2 separate regions of the Homo sapiens genome follow, and region 1 is linked to region 2. A link is a contact called in ENCODE POLR2A ChIA-PET data. All regions are on one chromosome and are shown on one strand. The core of a region is the stretch at or near the end of the contact, and the rest is flanking DNA. Distances in the headings are between cores, read along the strand shown.

The links. ChIA-PET counts read pairs that join two places held with the same protein, here RNA polymerase II (POLR2A).
Region 1: POLR2A ChIA-PET joins it to region 2 with 18 read pairs in A549. The contact joins the enhancer-like site here to the promoter of SEC11A in region 2. POLR2A ChIA-PET finds 5 or more read pairs at or near these places in 4 of 52 experiments (A549, A673, PC-9 and 1 more).

What each region holds. Positions count from the first base shown.
Region 1 is chr15:85,117,219-85,122,566 of GRCh38, forward strand. PDE8A (phosphodiesterase 8A) reads left to right here. Exons shown (of 22, transcript NM_002605.3): 17 at 423-621; 18 at 3,579-3,796. Among named protein-coding and RNA genes, the nearest start is that of PDE8A, 140 kb to the left of the region's middle. RefSeq lists an enhancer at 972-1,141 and a cis regulatory region at 1,057. Within about 2 kb of position 1,623, at least 4 of the 41 ENCODE cell types and tissues checked have a DNase peak (open chromatin) inside an H3K27ac peak, as active enhancers do.
Region 2 is chr15:84,712,040-84,717,661 of GRCh38, forward strand. SEC11A (SEC11 homolog A, signal peptidase complex subunit) reads right to left here and starts at 4,100. Exons shown (of 6, transcript NM_014300.4): 1 at 3,986-4,100. The coding sequence starts at 4,036. RefSeq lists enhancers at 3,753-4,318, 3,774-3,843, 4,319-4,884, 4,514-4,633, 4,654-4,763 and 1 more.

The DNA of each region.
Region 1 (5,348 bases), core at 373-2,872, 400 kb after region 2:
ATAGGCAGGATGTCTGGCCAATGGCATGGGTCCAGCAAGTCCAAAGGAGAGGATAGTGTTCAAGGTGGTACAAGCTTAGCCTGGAGAAAGGGTTATTTTGAGGAACCCACTAGTGCAAGTAGGAAGCTGAACCTGGAAGGACAGAATGAGCAAACTCCCCCCAACAAATCGGGAGCCCCAACGAGGCTGAGGTCAGAGCTGCTGTGGGCAGCCAGCTCTCACCCGTGCATCATGGTCCCCTGAGGGCAAGAAGTGGAACCAGAGTTGGTTGGCCCCACCAGAGAGAGGCCAGCACAGCCCAAGCAATCTCCACTTTGCTGCCCTGCACTCTCTGAAATTTGGCTTGGAACCTATTCAGGCCTTAAACACTTGGCCTGTTTGTTTGCTTTGTTCTAATATTGTGGGGTTTTTTCTGTCTATAGGCCTTTGATTTATCTTGGTCTCAAAATGTTTGCTCGCTTTGGAATCTGTGAATTCTTACACTGCTCCGAGTCAACGCTAAGATCATGGTTACAAATTATCGAAGCCAATTATCATTCCTCCAATCCCTACCACAATTCTACACATTCTGCTGATGTGCTTCATGCCACTGCCTATTTTCTCTCCAAGGAGAGGATAAAGGTGAGCTGTTGTTTACCTGCCACATTTAATGGGCAGGAGCAGTGGGGAGAGTCTAGTGCTTCTGCCTCCACTAAGATACATAGCATGACTGCTCACGTGTGCAGCCTGGCACAGGAAGGGCAAGGTCATACGAGGAATCAGGCAGGAGGCCACATTAGCTTTGGGAAATTGATGTGTTAATTCATGACATAATCCCAGCTATTCCATGAGGGTACAAGAGGCAGAATTTGGTCCCGGAGGAGAAACCTAACAAGGACAGGATAGGGCTATTCTTCTGGGGGTCTCACTCCAAGCCTGTACACTAGTAGAGCCAAGTAACTGTTGGATATCCCCACTTTAGGGCCTCCATCTGTACATGAAAGTCTGCAGGGCTCTAAGGTCAGGTTCATCATCTCTGTTCCCAGCACTGCTCCCACCCAGGGTTATCTACCTAATCCAGGGTTCCATTATCCAACCGGATACCCAGATTAGAAACCGAGAGTCATCCTTGGTTCTTTCCACTCCTCAACCCCCCACATCTGGTTGATCATCTGACCTTGCCTCCTGTCACACCTAAATGTTCTCAGATTCATCTCCTGCTGCTGTCCCAGTGAGGCCCCCCGCAATCCTTTCGCATCTGGGCAGTTCCAAACTAGAATTCTTGCCTGCCCTGCCTCCCATGGAATGCCCTTACCCTACTGCCAATGTGATCTTTCTGAAACAGCATACCTGATATTGTCATTCCCAGGAGCAGCTTCCCACCTCCCTCAGGATTTAAACTTTAAACTCTACAGCTCTCCACACTCACCTCAACAATGAGCTCCTCTCATCATTTCTTCTCCTTTGTCCCAGTCACAGGCCACTTTTGGGCCATGCCAAACCACTTTAGTTTCTGAAGCTTCTGCCCTTGACCTGTTGCTCCCTTGACTGGGGCCTAAGATGACTGCAGTCATGCAGGGCCAGGGCAAGTGGCTCCTGGCTGCATTTCCTCCTCTGTATCACGGGACTAGCATTTGGCAGAGAGCAAAGCAGAAGATGACATCTGGCACACACAGGGAGTGAACAAGTGTTCATTCCTCACCTTGAAGGGTAAACCTTCTCAGAACTTTCCGTGCTCCCTCTGGTTCTTATTTCTGTTTTTGTTTTTTGTTTTTTTCCAGAAAAAATCAAATCAGACTGTAGGTAAAATAGGGTGTCCAGAGAAGGGGACTGTTTTCTAAATTATGAAAACAAGTAACAACAGAGGGACATCTGTGTCAATATGGCTCAGCATATAAAGAACCCAATTTTTGCTGTATTGCTTTTAAACTACTCTATAGACAACATACAAATATATATTTAGAGAGCTAACTGAAAACAGTTTATTAGAGCATTTATTGAAATGTCATGGTGGCTCACACCTGTAATCCCAGTACTTTGGGATACCAAGGCAGATGGATCAGGAATTCGAGACCAGCCTAGCCAACATGGTGAAACACCATCTCTACTAAAAATAGAAAAATTAGCTGGGCATGGTGGTGCAGGCCTATAATCCAGCTACTTGAGAGGCTGAGGCAGGAGAATCACTTGAACCCAGGAGGTGGAGGTTGCAGTGAGCCAAGATCATGCTATTGCATTGCAGCCTGGGTGACAGAGCAAGACTCTCGTCTCAAAAAAAAAAAAACATTTATTGAAATGTAATTCACATACCATACTATTTGCGCACTTAAAATTTAAATTATTGAATTTTAATTTAAATCAATTTAAATAAATTTGCAAGGCTGATTTATTAGCTATACATCTCAAGAGTCTGTAGGGTATTTCCAAAAATGATCTTATACTGGGACATAATGTGTTGAACTTCTAAACTTCATAGGCTATATTTTCTAACCACAACACAACAAAATAGAATAACTAATGGTTAAATTTAAAATATCAGCTACAACAAATGAGAAAATATTCTGAATAATTTGGGAATCAACAAAGAAATAAAACCAAAAATGACATTAGTTAGAAAATAACAAAAATGAGAAGCTTATCTGTCAAAACCTATAGAATGAAGCCAATTATATAGTTAAAGGTTTATGTTTTAAATGCCTTAATTACTTTTAAAAGGGAAGAAAAAAAACATGGGAAAAGCAAAATGATAATCCAGTGTGGCTCTTGGAAATAACCAAGAAAATAGGTGAAGTTCTAGCCAAACTAGTTAAGATATAAAGACACAAAAATATACAAATTTACAGCAGAAAATAGAAGTACTGCACACATATGTACTAAATCAAAAGCTTTAAAATAGTTTTAATGGAATGTTTTAAATTAAATTGATGTAAGAAGTAAAAAAACAAAAAAAAAAAACAAAAGAGGCCAATAACATGGAAGTAATTTTAGTAATTTTTAAATTATTATTTAATTTCTTCAAAAGTTGGCTCCTGACCCAGATGGACAGGTGAATTCTTTAGCCCTTTAAGGAATTTTTCCATGTTACATAAAACTTTTCAGAGTCTTGAAAAAGATGGAAAACTTCCAGATCATTTTGTCAAACTCACAAAACTCTGACATCAACCTGACAAAGATAGCACTAAAAGGGGGAAGAAAACTAAATCAATTCCCAGTTAATGTAAGTGGTGCCTATTTTAAATTTTATTTAAAATTGTTTCTCTCCTTTATTAATATTAGTTTATGCTGGTCTAAGTCAATATCTCAGACTAAGGACTTTTTTGGTGATGGGTCTAGAGAAAGACTGGCTGAGGAGGTGACTCCTATCTGTTGAGAACACCTGTATTTTGGTAAGTCCTTAACTTGTGTGAGACTAACAAATATGCAGAAATATAACTGTTTCAGGGTGGAGATAGGAAAACTAGATTTGCTCACGTAGTATGCTTTTCTTAGAAATCTGAAATATTCTTACCTGAAAGTAATAGGGGAGAAAGAAAACTATACAGAAGGCTTCCTTGCCTTCAGTGTCATACCCCAGTTTTTAAAAGCTCTCTTGTTTTCAGGAAACTTTAGATCCAATTGATGAGGTCGCTGCACTCATCGCAGCCACCATTCATGATGTGGATCACCCTGGGAGAACCAACTCCTTCCTGTGTAATGCTGGAAGTGAGCTGGCCATTTTGTACAATGACACTGCTGTGCTGGAGAGCCACCATGCGGCCTTGGCCTTCCAGCTGACCACTGGAGATGATAAATGCAATATATTTAAAAACATGGAGAGGTAAGAACAATGATTGGGAAGTGTGTTGATCCCTCTCTTTCTTTTTTAAACAGCTATATTGAGATATAATTCACATCTTATACAGTTCACCCATTTAAAGTGCACAAAGTATACAGTGGGCCGGACATAGTGGCTCATGCCTATAATCCCAGCACTTTGGGAGGCTGAGACAGGAGAAATCACTTGAGCCCAGGAGTTTGAGACCAGCCTGGGCAACGTAGGGAGACCCTGTCTCTACAAAAGGAAAAAAAAAATTAGCCAGGCTCGGTGGTTGTGTCTGTAGTCCCAGCTACTCGGGAGGCTAAGGTGGGAGGATTGCTTGAGCCCAGGAGGCTGAGGCTGCGGCTGCAGTGAACCGTGATCACACCACTGCACTCCAGCTTGAGCAACAGAGCCTTCCCTGATCTCTCATGCTAAGTTAAACCCTCTAATTATTCAATCCCAGATTTCTTCATAGCACGTATCACATTTCTTATTTAATAATTACTTTTTAATTATTTGCGTAATGTCTGATTAGATTCTTAAGCTCTGTAAGGTCACAAGGGTCATATGTCACTGTGCCCTCGGTGCCCTCAGTGCCACAGTGCTTGGTACATACTAGAGCGAGACCCTGTCTCAAAATAATAATAACATGTACAGTGGTTTTTAGTATATTCATAGTGGTTTTAGTATATTCATAGAGTTGTGCAACTCATAGTATATTCAATTTTAGAATATTACCCCTTCGATAGAACCTCAAATTTATGAGCAGTTCCTTTCCATTCCCCCTCAACTCCCCTAGTCCTAGACAACTACTGTGATCTACTTTCTGTCTCTATAGATTTGCCATTTCTGGACATTTTATGTAAATGGAATCATACACAATATGTGATCTTTTGTAACTAGCTTTTTTCACTTAGCACAATGTTTTTAAGATTCAGCCGCTTTGTGTCTGGATGTTTCAAGGTGAAGTATAATGCTGATATCTTGAGCTCTTAGAGACTCAAAGAAGCAGTCATCTATCTCTCTCCCTGAAGCACTCCACTCTGCCCTCCTGTGCTCAGCATACATCTCCTTGGCATTGTCTCTGTTTACATGTCACTTCCTTGGGGAAGCCTTCCCTGATCTCTCATGCTAAGTTTAACCCTCTAATTATTCAATCCCAGATTTCTTCGTAGCACGTATCACATTTCTTATTTAATAATTATTTTTAATGATTTGTGTAATGTCTGATTAGATTCTTAAGCTCTGTAAGGTCACAAGGGTCATATGTCACTGTGTCCTCAGTGCCACAGTGCTTGGTACATACTAGGAACTTAGTGAATATCAGTTGAAGAAAGAAAAAACATTGTGTCATGAAGAATACTTATTAATATGGATTTTTAAAGAAGAGGATTTTTGATTTTGTAAAACTCCTTTCTGCCATGTTCTAGGATTTCAGAGGTGGAGTTAAAGTAGTTTCTATTCATATTTGCTTATAGTTACATCAGTTATCAATGGAAAACTACATGAGACCCTATTAACTTTCCAGAGAAAGTTTTCTACTCAACTGCAGAAAAGGGATTGAATAGAG
Region 2 (5,622 bases), core at 2,850-5,349:
AGACCAGCTTGGGCAGAATAGCGAGACTCCATCTCTACAAAAAATACAAAAATTAGCCAGGCATGGTGGCACACATCCATAGTCCCAACTACTCAGGAGGCTAAGGTGGGAGGATTGCCTGAGCCCCAGGAGTTCAAGGCTGCAGTAAGCTGTGATTATGCTACTGCACTCCAGCCTGGGCAACAGAGAGAGACCTTGTCTTAAAAAAAAAAAAATTCTAAGAAACCCAACATACCTCTACCTCTATTACAAAGCCCAGAATCCAGTACACTGACAACATGAAATACTGGGGAGGATGTGGAGCAACAGGAACTCTCATTCATTGCTGGTGAAAGGCAAAACAGTACAGCCATTCTGAAAGTGTTTTATGGTTTCTTACAAAACTGAAACATACTCTTTTCTTTTTTTTCTTTTTTTTTTTTTTTTGAGATAGAGCCTTGCTCTGTCGCCCAGGCTGGAGTGCAGTGGTGCGATCTGGGCTCACTGCAACCTCTGCCTCCCAGGTTGAAGCAATTCTCCTGCCTCAGCCTCCTGAGTAGCTGGGATTACAGGTGCGCACCACCATGCTCGGCTAATTTTTGTATTTTTAGTAGAGACAGGGTTTCACCATGTTGGCCAGGCTGGTCTTGAACTCCTGAGCTCAGGCAATCCACCTGCTCGGCCTCCCAAAGTGCTGGATTACAGGCATGAGCCACTGCGTCCAGCCTAAAAACTGATTAAAACTCCAAAGAATACATACTCTATGATTCCATTTATATAAAATGCATACCCCTCTATACTGACAAAAAGCACATTAGAGGTGGGACAGAACGGGTCTTGTAGGTGATATATACGTTCTATATCTTGATTGTGATCAGTATACGTAAGTATAAAAACTTATCGGCCGGCCGGGAGCAGTGGCTCACGCCTGTAATCCTAGCATTTTGGAAGGCCGAGGCAGGCGGATCACAAGGTCAGGAGATCAAGACCATGGTGAAACCCTGTCTCTACTAAAAATACAAAAAATTAGCCGGGTGTGGTGGCGGGTGCCTGTAGTCCCAGCTACTTGGGAGGCTGAGGCAGGAGAATGGCGTGAACCTGGGAGGTGGAGCTTGCAGTGAGTCAAGATTGCACTACTGCACTCCAGCCTGGGCAACAGAGTGAGACTCCGTCTCAAAAAAAAAAAAAAAACACTTATCAAATGGTACACTTTAAATGGATGGAGTTCATTTACTAAAGTATTCCTCTGTGGATCTGATAAGAAAAAAAAAACAAAAACTCAAAGCAATCAGACATTTAACATATATGTAATATGTAATTAGGTATAAGCAGAGAAGTTATGCAAATAATAGCAACTTTTAGAGGAATAAAACAAAATTCTAGTTTCCCTCTTTCGTCTGATTCTCAGTATCTACATGTATTGTCAATTCTTCCTCCTAGATATTATGTACAGATAAAGATCTCATTTCATAACTCTCCCTCACCCCATGTTATCCAATCCCTCCTATCCATTCCTAACAACCTCTGGGAGGCCAGGGAGGATAATTTTACCATTTAAACTTCCACTAACCCTGAATGTCCTAGATGCAATGAATTCTGAACCACAATCACTCCATATTAGAGAAACACAGGGCAGAGTAGCCTATTCATTGTATCTTCATGTTTCTGTTCTTTCTTCCTGTCCATTTTATTAGAGCAGGAAGAGTACCTTATATATCTCTATGCTTTAGAGCCTATCTAGCAGGTTTGCAAGTGCTGAGTGAATTCCTTCCCTTTTGATTATTGGAATGCTAACCAACCCAGGTTAAAGATGAAGCTATTAAGGTCTTTCAAGATCCAACTTAAATGCTAGTTTCTCCTTGAAGCTGTTCGTAATGCCCTGACTGGAACCTCTCAAAATTTTCCTACCACTGCTAGAACAGGTCATATCCTTCTTTATCCAAGTGTTCAGGCTTTAAAGTAAGACCTGAGATCAAATCCACATCCTGCCATATACCTTCTTTTTTTTTTTTTTTTTTTTTTGAGACGGAGTCTCACTCTGTCACCAGGCTGGAGTGCGGTGGCACGATCTCAGCTCACTGCAATCTCCACCTCCCAGGCGATTCCCCTGCCTCAGCCTCCTGAGTAGCTGGAACTACAGGCGTGCGCCAACAGGCCCAGCTAGTATCTGTATTTTTAGTAGAGAGGGGGTTTCACCATGTTGGCCAGGATGGTCTCAATCTCTTGACATTGTGATCCGCCTGCCTCAGCCTCCCAAAGTGCTGGGATTACAGGCGTGAGCCACCGCACCCAGTCTACCTTCTGTCTTAAGCAAATCACTAAAGCTCTCTAACAATGACATCGACCACAGTACAGCCAATACTCACCATGTGCCAGACACTCTTCTGAGGGCTTTATATGAATTAACTCATTTAATCTTCATAGCGACCCTACGTTTGCACAACATAGTGAATGCAACTAATGTCAGTGAAGTATACACGTAAAAACGGTTGAAATGGAATATTTTATGTTGCATATCTTTTTACAACAATAAAAGTAAACATAGGCACAGACAGGTTAAGTAATCTGCTCAAAGTCACACAGCCAGTAAGTAGCAGAGCTACTTCAAACCTCTGAAATCTAGCTTTAGAGTCCATATTCTTAACTTCTATACTGTATTGCTTCTCACAAAGTCTCATTTTCTTCATGTTTAATAAGAACAACGTTACCTACCTTACAGGTGTATAAAGTGCTTCACACATGGCAAGAGCTCAAAAAAGTTATTGTTTTGCCTTAGTCCTTTTCTACACATTTAGGCTCCTTGAAGGCCGAGTCTTTCTTAACTATCTTTGCATTTCTCTCATTGTACCTAGCATAGAGTACAATAAATATCAGACTCAAAATAAATACTTTCCTCAGAGAAATATCTGTGGCATCTAGAAATCCAAATATGGATTAAAAAAAGACAACACTATACAAGTAAAAATTTGAAGTGTTGTCATAAAGACATAAAGTAACGTTTGCGCAATTTTTATAGAATGCTCAATTCTGACTGACAGAATTGACACTGAGCTAGCTAAGGCCTGAAGGGGAGTAAGGAAAGGTTGTGTATCTACTTCCCTAAGTGGCAGTTATAAGTACAAAAAATGCAAGTCCAAGGAAAAAAAATCCTTAATGGTGACATCAGGATAATCATAACAGTAAAATACTGTTTAAAACAAAAAAAAAGTCCGATGCAGCAAAACTAGGCTCTACAGACACACTAGGCGCAAAAGATAAAACAGAACAACCTTTTCTAAGGACTAAATAATTACAACAATATTCTCAGTACTATTTGGCATACGATCTAGAAGATCAAAGTAAAGTGTAAGGACAAAATCAGGAGACCTACATTTCCAGATCCCCGTGGCACTGATATTGGACTGTAAAACCATAGATTCCGAGGGCTGCCGCCTTAGTGCTAAGCGGACGCAAGGGCAAGTAGTGTAACTGTTCCAACTCGGAGCCCAGAGTGGTCCAAGTCAAAGTCGGTGCAGCCCGCTACGGTTCAGCTCTACTAAAGGGTTGCAAGGAGCTGAAAGCAGCAAAACGGTTTTTGTGGGGCCTCCAATCGCCTTCCTGAGCGCCCCAGAAACCGGCTAAACCTCGTCTCTCCCGAAACCACCTGGAGTCGCTCCGACTGGAGAAATCAAGAGTCCGCCGCCTTAAAATGACTAAAACAATAAGCAACCCCAACTCCCACTTCAAGCGCGTACGGTTTCCATTTGCTCCCCTGCCTCAGTGGGAGGAATGGAACGTGAAGACACCGCTTCCCGCCCCGCCCCCGGTAGGCCCTGAATCAGTTCGGGGTTAAAAATAATGAGGCGGACAAGGCGGCCTCTGGCCACAGTCTCCAAAGAAAGCGAATGACCCGGGTATCAGACCAGCTCAGACCCTCACACCAGAACCCTGGGGTCCGCCGGGCCCCGCAGCAGCAGCCTCGAAGGGACAAGAAGAGCCAGGAGAAAAAGAGGACGGACAAGCTCACCTGCCGCTTGTTCATCCGCCGCACATCGTCCAAAAAGTCTAGAGACAGCATGGCGGGGACGGCGAGCAGGACACCGGCAGGGGAAAGGGCGCGATGACCAGCGGGCGGAACTACTGGAGCTCGGGTCGGGCTCACACTGGACAGGACCCCGCAGTGCTTGCACTTCCGCTTCCGGGGCGGGAGCTGGCACGGTCGGGCACGGTCCCCGCCCCCCGCGCCCCTTCGCTGCGGAGAGCTGACAGAGAGACTCACGACCTTGCTAGTCCAGTCTCAGGGCTTGGCCTCGCCGTGGGAGGGTTCTCACGCTCTGGCTCTCGCCTGCCAAAAACCGACTGGACGCCACTTCCCGCGCTCGGCCCCGCGGCCCTTCACCGAGGCGGCGACCCAGGCTTAGTTGGGGAGGCTGCTCTGCCACCTTCGGAAGGCGGGCCTCTGTGCCCGCCCGGCCAATCGCGAGCAACCTCTCCGGTGTGGGCGGGTAGAAGCGGTTCCGCGTCCCGGCTTGGGTATGGGTGTGGCAGTGGATGTGTCGTCTGACCGTAGGTTCTCTGGTCGAGCAAGTCTCCTGCGCTATGGGAAGCTGAGGAGGTGCTTTCTTTCTTTCTGTCTCTGTCTCTCTTTCTTTACGTCTCTGTCTCTGTTGAGGTGCTTGCTTGCTTGCTTGCTTACTTTCTGTCTGTCTGTCTCTTTCTCTTTTTCTTTCTCTTTCTCTCTTTCCTTTCTTTCTCACTGTGTCGCCCAGGCTGGAGTGCAGTGGCGCAATCTCAGCTCACTGCAACCTCCGCCTCGCGGGTTCAGGCGATTCTCCTGCCTCAGGCTCCCAAGTAGCTGGGACTACAGGCGCGCGCCACCAAACCTGGCTAATTTTTGTATTTTTAGTAGAGACAGGGTTTCACTATGTTGGCCAGGCTGGTCTCGAACTCTTGAGCTCAGGTGATCCGCCCGCCTTGGCGTCCCAAAGTGCTGGGATTACAGTCGTGAGCCACCGCGCCCGGCCATCGAGGTGCTTTCAATAAGTGCTTTTCGCGTAAGGTTGGACCGTGTGAGAGACCTTCCGAGCACTGCCTGAGCCTGCCAGGAGTTTACAGTCCAATTGGAGAGAAAACAGCCCGGGAGAATTAGAAAACATCCAAATGGTGCAACAGCGTGATGAGACCACCAGTGGTGTGGGTCGTTAGGAAGTGGCTTCCTTTCTGACCTTGACTTTGCTGACAGGATTTGACATGGTCTCCTTGAATTCTACCTCCTGGTTTTCTTAACTTGGACACCTTGAAGTGACTATCTTTTCGCTACCTTTTGCTTTGACTGGCCAAAGCTCCTAATACGCACTTCAGTCAACAAAGACTAAAGCTGGATTACTTGGTATCATTTCTCTCTCTTTTTTTTTTTTTTTTTTTTTTTTCAAAATAATCCTTCTCTCCCATTAGGGAAAGATGAATGAAGGATATACTGGAACTCTTTGTAGTATCCTCGAAATTCTTTAAATGGAAAGTCATTCCAAAATAAAAACTTGAATTTATTGGAGGATGGCTGTAATAAAAAAGACAAATAATAATAAGTTTAGGGGAAGATGTGAAGAAATTGGAACCCTCATATACTGCTGGTGGGAATGTAAAATGGTGCAGCCACTTTGGGAA